2 separate regions of the Homo sapiens genome follow, and region 2 is linked to region 1. A link is a contact called in ENCODE Hi-C data. All regions are on one chromosome and are shown on one strand. The core of a region is the stretch at or near the end of the contact, and the rest is flanking DNA. Distances in the headings are between cores, read along the strand shown. Region 1 has its middle 280 kb from the start of GBE1. Region 2 has its middle 54 kb from the start of GBE1.

Region 1 (5,200 bases), core at 657-3,156:
ATGGGAGAAATTTTTGCAACCTACTCATCTGACAAAGGGCTAATATCCAGAATTTACAATGAACTCAAACAAATTTACAAGAAAAAAACAACCCCATCAAAAAGTGGGCAAAGAACATGAACAGACACTTCTCAAAAGAAGACATTTATGCAGCCAAAAAAACACATGAAAAAATGCTCACCATCACTGGCCATCAGAGAAATGCAAATCAAAACCACAATGAGATACCATCTCACACCAGTTAGAAGGGCAATCATTAAAAAGGAAACAACAGGTGCTGGAGAGGATGTGGAGAAATAGGAACACTTTTACACTGTTGGTGGGACTGTAACTAGTTCAACCATTGTGAAAGTCAGTGTGGTGATTCCTCAGGGATTTAGAACTAGAAATACCATTTGACCCAGCCATCCCATTACTGGGTATATACCCAAAGGACTATAAATCATGCTGCTATAAAGACATATGCACACGTATGTTTATTGCAGCACTATTCACAATAGCAAAGACTTGGAACCAACCCAAATGTCCAACAATGATAGACTGGATTAAGAAAATGTGGCACATATACACCATGGAATACTATGCAGCCATAAAAGATGAGTTCATGTCCTTTGTAGGGACATGGATGAAATTGGAAATCATCATTCTAAGTAAACTATTGCAAGGACAAAAAACCAAACACTGCATGTTCCACTCATAGGTGGGAATTCAACAGTGAGAACACATGGACACAGGAAGGGGAACATCACACTCTGGGGACTGTTGTGGGGTGGGGGGAGGGGGGAGGGATAGCATTAGGAGATATACCTAATGCTAAATGATGAGTTAATGGGTGCAGCACACCAGCATGGCACATGTATACATATGTAACTAACCTGCACATTGTGCACATGTACCCTAAAACTTAAAGTATAATAATAATAAAATAAAATAAAATAAAAAGAGTTGCAATAATCAAGAGAATTGCAAAATTTTACTCTTGTAATGTGCCTTACAATGTTTTTTCTCTGACGTGTTTATTACCAACATCAGAAATGAATGACCTGTCTTTGTTGACTTTTTAAAAATAAATATTTTGCTGTTTCAATTTTTTATGTTCTAGAAAACATGAGTACAGATTTCTTGCTATCATTTTCTAATATTAGCAAACGAGTTCTAGTAGTTGCCCTATTATGCATAATAGGATTTACACCTAATGCTAGTGATGCATAAGGTTTTCATTTAATAAATAGCCTACTCAGAAAATACCATAGCTCATAATAGCCAAAAACTGAATTGTAAACATTTCTCCTAGAATGTTTCCCACTTTATACCACTTGAACTCTGAGGGTCAACTTTTCTCATATTCTCTTTTCTATAAATGTAATGTTTCTCACTTTGCCCTGTTCTTAGCTGACGTGTGTATCTCTAACCTAAAATGAGGGAGTTAGCCACCATGTTCCTCAAGTTCAAAAACTAACCAGTGATAATAAATTGACTTTTCTTGTAACAGCTGTAAAAGAATGCAAGTTTTTTTTTCTTTCTCTGACTGAAGCACTCCCCTTAGCAATACCAATTCAACATTTGTCACCCATCAGGGTTATAGCCATTGCTATGGGGATCATACAGGAGGTTGTCTGAATAAGAAGCCTGTTCTTCAAATAATACAGAAGAGAGTGGAAGCGAGTGCAGACAGATCGTGGGGGAAGCGATGAAAGGCCATGTGTTTCCCTCTCGCATTCAGCTTTCAGTTTCTGGAAAAGTATCTTTTCTGTCTCTGGTCGTGAAGCCATTGAATCTGGTGATGAAAGCAATGTAAAATTGCTTCCTTATTGCTTTTCCTATGTAGAATGAGCTGGAACAGACAGACCTGATAGAGTCCAAAACAGTGAATCAGCTTTCTGGCTGGCCTTGTGCCTCTCAGACTATTTCTTTTTACTATTTTGAGTCATGCCCTAAACTTGAGGTCTTCAGAGTAGTGAGTTTCATTTCCCTCTCTATTCCTTACAAGGGGACAAGCACTGAGCTAGGTAGAATATTCTGATGAAAGAAAATAGCATAGCAATGTCATGTCCTTTAAGCAGTAGAGTTCATTTATCATTCACAATGTGTTAGAATAGAAATGTAGATAAATTTTCTAACTAAAGCCAGCCTTTAGGGGGGAAAAAAATCAAATGAACTCCCTGCTAATTTTTCTGCCCTATTATCTTATTAATGGTGATTTGTAGAGAATTTCAGAGAAACGTTCATACTTCAGGGCAGAATTTCTTAATTGGTAGTGTGAGGAATTATAATACAGTAGCTGTAAGTGTTTTTGTCTCCATAAAGTGTTACATCTGGATTTTAACTCTTGGCAAAAACTGTGCAGAGAAAGCAATGTTTATGTACATTAAAAAAATGTATTTTGTGTTAGATATGCTTATGCTAACAACATGTCTTTCAGAAGCTTACTTATGACTTACAGTTTTTCTTGTCATTTCTGCTGGACCAGAGAGAGGTGTTTGGCCCTTATATATGCTGTGTAAACTGTTTTACCCAGAAACCTGAACTGTATTTTAAAAGAATAGTATGATATAGTGGTCAGGAGAGGTGGGCTCAAGTTGCAGCTCTTCATGCTCAGTGCCTCATTGCTTATGTTTCCTCTTGGAACATACGGATGTCCCAGTGAATTCCTTTCCCCTACGGTCGATGTAATGCCCCCTTAGTGTTCAGCTACTCCAGGCTTTGCACTAATATAGCCCAACCTTGTGAATGACATTTAACAATATCTCTATGGTAACCAAGAGGGCAATGTAAACTGTATACAAACTGAAATAGCCTTAGATCCCATCATAGCAACCAAGTGTTGAGGTTCTCTATTTCGTTCCCTCTTCCCCTCCTACTCGCAACCTAGGTAGACTACAGGCAGAAGGAATAATTGACAGAGGAAGCAAGAATTGCAAAAGAGAGCTCATAGGTAGAAACAGTTTGGTTCATCTTTTTTTGTTATGAAAGTCTGTACTCTCAAGAACACACATTGTTATTAATAAATGTTTATACAACTAGATGTTAATTTCTTGAAGATGGGGGAGGGATATCAACCATTGGCCTGAAATTTCAACAGCTGTCTGGTAGTAACAGTAAGGAAATACAAAACAGAAAATCGACAAAAATGCTATCACACCAAATTACTTTGCCACACAAGAATATGAATTAAATGAAGTAAGTGTTCAAATTCTTTATGCATACTTGTCTAAGGTAATACAGGAAATAGAAAGCTGTAAATGTGTGAATAAACTCATCCAACATATACATATTATAACATATGAATGTGTGAAAAAACACATATATAATTTGTAAGTCAACTGAAAACACACAAAGTTCACTAATTCTAATATTTGGCTTGAACCAGTGAATCACTTGATCTCTGTATGTGATACTTGTTCTCAATTTTAGGTATTTTTCTGGTTACATACAAGCATCAAACCCAAACACATGATTTTATTTGGATTTAAAGAATGTTCTAGATCTGTGCAATGAAATGCAATACATATGTTTCAAATCTTTAGGAATTTCTCACCTCACACTATTTAGCTATGAGTCTTCTATTTTTCCTTTAGAAAGGAAGGAGGAGGAGATGAAATAACTTTATCCCTTCTTTATTTATGTCCAATAAGGATTCTTTTTTAACTGTTTGTAGTGTCACTTTCCATCGACTCCAGTAATATACATGAAAAATACTGTGTGCAATGAAATTGCACACACACCCCAAGCCACGCTGTCAATTATTGATTACAACTGATCATATGATATTACACACATACAAACACACAGTCACTCTCTATTCCCTCTTGTTCTTTCTTATGGTAAGTGGGCATCACTCAGTGGGACTTTTCTATGTAGAAAAAGCAGTACAATACCTAATTCTTTACTGAAACCCCTATTTTTTAAAAGACATACTATATTGGCTACCATGTATTAAGCCTTTTCTTTTTACTGTGTCCTGTGCTGAGCACATTTTTATTCTCAAACTGCAAAATTATTATTATTGCACCCCTTTTGTCTAGTCTGTGCTGATCTCACTGTTCTCAGCTGTCTTTTATGCTAGTTACACAAAGGATCACCAGAAATCTCTAAATCAGGGATCAAAAGTTGGCTCTCTCTGTTGTATTATTTTGCTTGCTTGCCTTTAATTGAATCTGAATGTCTATGTTGGAGGACAGGGTGGCACTTGAAGCCACTTGGGAGGATGGGATGCCCCACTTTGCTGTAAGATATGAGGCATGAGTTTGGAGGACTGCCCCAAAGAGTGAGAGCTCATGCCAGGGGTGATCCTCTATCTGCATTTATTTCGCCATTTTTGGCCCCTGCTCTCGCACTCTCCCTCATTTCCTTGTTGGGTATTTTGCCTCATGATGACTGTATACTGTCGTTTGACTCCTCAGCAAGTCATTATCATTTTCTTTATTGTCTCTGCCATAAGGAGAACTAGGAATTATTGTTTATATTTCTCCTTTATCCTCATCATTTCTTAAAAAGTTTTTGAGCATGATGCTTCTATCTTATCTTTATTTCTCAACTTAAAGTCCCCATTCCACTCATTTAAAAAGAAACAAAATTATAAGTCAGACACCAAAAGGCAAATAGTACTACATGTTCTCACTTATATGTGGGATCTAAAAAGGTTGAACTCATAGAAGCAGAGTAAAATGGTAGTTTCTGGGGACTGGGGCAATGGTTGCGGGGCGGGGAGAAGTTGGTCAAAGTGTACAAAGTTTCAGTTAGAAGGAATAAGTTTTGGAGATCTGTTGTATAGCATAGTAACTATAGTTAATATCAAGTTATTATATACTTGAAAATTGCTAAAACAGTAGATCTTAAATGTCCTCACCACAAGAAAATGGTAAGTTTGTGAGATGAGGGATATGTTAATTTGCTTGATTTAATCATCTCACAATGTATACATGTATCAAAACATCGCATTGCACATCATAAATATATATACAATTTTCATTTATTTATTAATTGCAGCTTAATAAAGCTGGTGAGTTGATTCGATGAGGCCCCAACCACACTACCGAGGGTAATATCTTTTACTTAATGCCAATTCATCGTTGATGTTAGCCACAACATTGTTGGTGTCAGCCTTCACAACAACGCCTAGATTGGGATGTGGTTAAATAACTGGGCATGATAGCCTATCCAAGTTGACACGTAAGAGTAACTATCACAGGAATATTCT
Region 2 (5,376 bases), core at 300-2,799, 330 kb before region 1:
TTTCTTTTTTTCTCACAGAAAGTCCAAAATAGCTGTTTCTTATTGATGGGTGGATCTACATAAGTCAGGAATTCAGATCTAGGTTATATTCCCCATCTTTCTTGTTTTGGCTTTGTTCTGCCTTATTTGTTGTTCTTTTACTTAAATTTGGTCATCCTTTCTTTCATTTTGAATAAGGATCTTTTTGTAGACTATTAAGTTCCATAGAGTGGCAGAATACAGTAGTGTGTCTTAATCAACACTTATTTTTAATTCCTAGCATGCAGAGACTAGAAGAATAAGAAAAAAAAATGACACTTTCCAGATTCCCTTGCAGCTAAGGTTCAAGATATGACTTAGGTTTTGCACAGTGGCATAAGTATTTAATTTAGAACTTAGTCACATGAAAAGGCAGGCAATATAAAATCCATCTTACTGATACACCGTATTACTGATATAGTTACTGGCAGAGGTACCTATTCTAGAGCACCCAGTTATAAGAGCAGCTCCCTGATTCAGCAAGTTCCTGATCACAGCAGAGGCAACAGCTCCCTGGGTACTCCATTTCTGTGAAATGGTTTGGAGAGGTGTTTCAGCATTCAGCTTCAAACTTATTTTCAACTATCCCAGTGATTTATGAGCTACCATTATCTTTTAATAAATCACTTTCTGCTTTCATTAACTAGAGAGGATTCTGTTGTCTGTAACTAAAAACTTGGACCATTATGAGCTGCATCAGCTATATTAGCCAAAATAATACCCAAGGCAGTTTCACGTGAGCTACGTGTGTGTGTGTGTGTGTGTGTGTGTGTGTGTGTGTGTGCAGGTGGTGAGCTAGCTCCACACAAGCTAGCTCATCTTATATATAAAAGGCTATAAGGCAACAGCTACATCTTTGAAGAGTAGTGCCTACAGAAACTCTCATCCCCTTCACTCTCCTCTGTTGTGGCTTTTGGATTTCCTTTGCAATTTTCTTTTCTTTTCCAGTCAACTAATCCTTCCTGTGACTATCTCTTATCCCCAATTTTCTCTTGAATTTACCCAATAATAGCTGAGTAAACAGAATCAAGAAGATTATGATGAACAACTATGTTCATTCCACATAGCCCAGTCCCCTAGTTCTAGTGCATGGTTCTTATCAGGGAAGGGGTGACATTCCAAACTCAGACACTTGTTCTACCTCCCCATTCTTATTTTTTCACAAACAAGATCTTTGACTCTGAAGTAATCAAATTCCCAGGTAAGTCTCAGTCAAGTTTCATTCTAAAATATAAATTCATCTAACTTCAGTACTCAAAAGCCATCATTAGCATTTATTTATGTGTTCACAGATAGATCTAAATAGAAAATAATAGATCTAAAATTTAGGTGTCCATGCATTCTTGGAGAGAGGGGTGAGTAGGGAGAATAAATAACATAGCAGGACCATTTTTACCCAACTTCCCCATCCTACTCATACTTATTAGCCACTAAAGGCCCTGGAAAAAAATCTCAAAAGTCCCACGTGCTTGTGTAACCCACAGGGTATCAGACTGTGTGAAAGAGTTAAACAGTAACACCTGGTCCACTGCCTCCCAGAATGACTGTTTAACGTGCCAAGAAGAAAGGTCATGGCCTCCTTGTTTCTGCCCAGTCGAGTAGCTGTTTTCAGTTTGGGTTTTTTCCACCAAAGCGACTTTAAAACACTGCTCCCATAGCCACAACATGCATAAAGAACACAGACAAAGATTTCCGGGGATAGAATGACAGAGAATTGTAGCGTCACACAGCTCCAGCCAGCATTTGGCAGAGCATAATGGAGAAGAGTAAAACCTCCCATAGAATTCAATTGATAAAGACTCAGTACTTAAAGACTGCTTTGAGGCTGCGTATAATAAAATACCAGTGGAACAGGGAGCCTGGAATGCCTGGTGAGGCAGGGCTTTAATTTGTTTTACTGAGCAGAGTACCAGCTGCTTCTCTGTTTAAGCAGAGGTTAAAAAAAGAAAAAAAAAAGAAAGAAAGAAAGCTGTCTTGGAGCTGATCTTCTCTACTCTGTGCGGTTACACACTTATGCAAATGTAAGGCATAAAGTCACTCCTAAGTGAACAAATCTTCCACTAGATTTAGCAGGTTTCACCTAACTCTTGGTAATCAGAGCCCCCAACATGGGTGCACCAGTTTGCATAAGAAACTCTTGGTAAATAAAGAAAGCAAAATTTCAACCACTTTCCTGAGATGAGAAATTAGGAAAAGCCATTTAAATTAGGAAAAACCCAGGAGAAGATAGCCCTGACTAAATTCTGCTGACACATAAGATCCCTAAGGAGAGTTCGCTGTCAGGGAAGAGAGAGAGTATATATGGTTGACTTGGGCTCAGTGGAATTTCCTAAGGAGAGAAATTCCTTATTGTTCTAATTTATAACTGCAGAAACAGTGACAGAAAGCTATGATTTGGGGCTCAAATATGGAATACCAGCATAATCTGCCCAAGGATCTGAACCATTTAATGTATCATCACTAGAGAACCAATAATGTTCAATAGTAACCTATGGTAGCAAAGATGCAATGAACTGGTTGTACCTTTCTGGTATACTTCTTCCACTTGGCTTTCAGAAGCAGGGCTGACATGTGGTAGGCCAAGCCCAAGCCTTGAAGATCCAATGTCTTCTTGGCCTTATTTGTACTTGTGTACAGACTTCTTAGTATTACATTGTTGAAATGTTATGGTACAAGATAATGCAAATGACAAAGTAAAAATTGTAATACAGAACCTGGATCTGGAAGAAATGCTAAAGGCAACTTTTGCTCTTATATCAGGTAATTATTTCAGAGATGTGGAGTGTGGTTAGGATTTAATAAAGTTGGTGTGATGAACAGAACTTAAGGAAAACTCCAATGATTTGCACCTCCTGGTGTCTCTTTGTGTCCATGCCTTTATGTAATCTCCCATCTTGAGTGTATGTGGGACCTATGACTTGCTTCTGATCAATAAGATGAGGGAAAGGTGATAGGATGCCATTCTCATGATTATGTTATGTTACATGAGACTCAGTGTTAGCAGGATAGAGAAAGAGATTCTCCTTGCTGGCTTAATAAGTAAGCAGCCATGGGTAAGGAAGCCTACACAGCAAGAAACTGGAGGTGACTTGTAGGAACTGCAAGTGCCCTCTAGAACCTAAGGGTGGTCTCCAGATGACACCCAGCAAAACCCGCAACAGTCATACAGCTTCAAGAAGATGAATGCTGCCAACAAGCTGAAAGAGCTTCCAAACAGATTCTTCCCCAGCCAAGCCTTCAAATGGGAAAACAACTCTTTGAACATCTTGATTGCAATTTTATAAAACCCTAAACAGGACCTAGTTAAACTATGGTCAGACTCCTGACCCACAGATGTGAGACAAGAAATATGTGTTGTTTTAAGCCACTTAATTTGAAGTAATTTGTTACACAGCAATAGAAAATTTTTACTATGTTACTCTTGATGAACCCCACCAAGAATGGCCCTGACCTGGGAGGCTGTACCTCAGACAGGCAGATGACCCTTGCTGGGATCCAAATACATTTCCTATAAAGAAACTAGGATCCTGGAGAAGGAGCTTCCATCAGCATAATATTTTCTCAGATGTTTGGCTGAGAAAGTACTTTGAGCTTACTGCATGAAATGTAATTGTATAAGACATAATGTGTCTGAGTGCTCTTTTTCATCAGCCCTCAAGTCTCCAAGGAGCTCATTCTTGTCCCTTCCTTTAGAGGCAGGGGACACATAGCTCCTGCAATTATAGAGGATAGAAATGAAGGTTTAAGTAAAAGAAAAGATGTTGAAATAGCAAAGGAGGAACCATTCACCTAATCCACATTGCTACTTCTTATGGTTATTTTCAGTTAAAAAATTTCTAGCAGCAACCCTCATAATACTGGGTTGCGTATGAAGGAGACTTTAAGTGTGATGTGGTAGAAATCATCCTCATATTAACAAGGGCTCAGGAATTCACTGGAAATATCATAGAAGTTTTTAGGGACATACTGGATATATATCCTTTATATATAATTTACATTTGAGCAACTATGTACAGTTTTATCAACATTTTAATAATTTTTGTTGTCTATCACAAGAATTCATTTTTTTCTCCTGTTATCCCAATGTTTACTTTATCAAAGATCTTTTCACATCTCAAGGCCTCTGAGTAGGCAAAGGCCTCAGATCTCTGTCATTCAACAAAAGGCACCCCACATCCTCATTGACTCCTTAAGCTTCTGAGGAAACCCCAGAAAAGCCCATAAAAGCCCTTTTTCTCCCCAGTTTGTCTACCTTCCCCCTCCACAAGTTTAGGCTTTAAAGACAAAACAATCCAACAAAGAGTAGACGCAGTGTTCTTTTGGGACTCTGACCAGTTTAGCATTTATTCCTGCCACAAAAATGAGTCAAGACCTTCACAAGGCAAAGAGTTCAGAACTCAGAGCACAATACCTGACAACCTTCTCAAGTTTTTGGAAGAAGTGATGAGCAAGACTTCTCACATCTTCCAGGTTCATGTGGTGAGAACATAGGACAAATTAATATCAGCAAAATATCTTGCCACTTCATACCAGGTTAAATAGCCTTTATATATAGATACCTTAAGTGGTGGCCGATACCTCACCATCAACATCAAGGATCTGGTATTCAGACTGACAAAACCAGGTAAGCAATGACGCCAACATAATACTGTTAGTTCTCCCTAAAAGTGTCACAAGTTAGGAATACTTCAGGGAAAAGAGATGAAGACGATTGTTTTATTAGAAACCTACAGAAACAGGCAGATAAACTCTTGGCACTGAGAAGTAATAGGGAAAGAAAACATTTAGTGCCCACCTCCCCACCCCTTTACCAAGTTTCTACCTTTCTCCTGTATTACTGTCTAGCCTTTGACCTCTCACACTGACTCCCAAGCAACAGGTATAAACATTGCCTTTGGGTTAATAACTGTACGTACTGCCCAATCCTTGAGGGGTGAGAAGTCCTCAATTTTATTGTTATTAGCATGATGATTTTATGTTTTTCCAAGCTGGATCTTTGCATTTTGTTCTCAATTAATTTTTGTCCCAAAGGAAACATTGTTTTTCAAGGTGATTCAGTTCTACTAGACTGTACAGATTTTATGGCATTATTGGATTAAATAGGCCTTATGGGCTTACCTTGGGAACCCAGACACCATTTATAACATTTCTGTGGGGAAAATTCATTTCGAGTTCTAAACTACCAGCTCCACAAAAAGCTCATGAGTAAACCAGTTATACCTTCTTAATTTTTATTTATTTATTTATTTATTTATTTATTTATTTATTTATTTATTTTTTTTGAGACGGAGTCTCGCTCTGTCGCCCAGGCTGGAGTGCAGTGGCGGGATCTCGGCTCACTGCAAGCTCCGCCTCCCG

The links. Hi-C counts contacts between places; a loop is a spot of excess contacts on that map. Pooled maps may share reads with other maps.
Region 2: a loop to region 1 is called in a map with no recorded cell type, with 4 times the contacts of the local background. The contact joins two enhancer-like sites. A Hi-C loop is called at or near these places in 5 of 37 single-sample maps with no recorded cell type and 4 of 50 pooled maps.

Annotation. Positions count from the first base shown.
Region 1 is chr3:81,482,282-81,487,481 of GRCh38, reverse strand. No RefSeq gene overlaps it. Among named protein-coding and RNA genes, the nearest start is that of GBE1, 280 kb to the left of the region's middle. Within about 2 kb of position 1,906, at least 6 of the 41 ENCODE cell types and tissues checked have a DNase peak (open chromatin) inside an H3K27ac peak, as active enhancers do.
Region 2 is chr3:81,813,309-81,818,684 of GRCh38, reverse strand. No RefSeq gene overlaps it. Among named protein-coding and RNA genes, the nearest start is that of GBE1, 54 kb to the right of the region's middle. Within about 2 kb of position 1,549, at least 4 of the 41 ENCODE cell types and tissues checked have a DNase peak (open chromatin) inside an H3K27ac peak, as active enhancers do.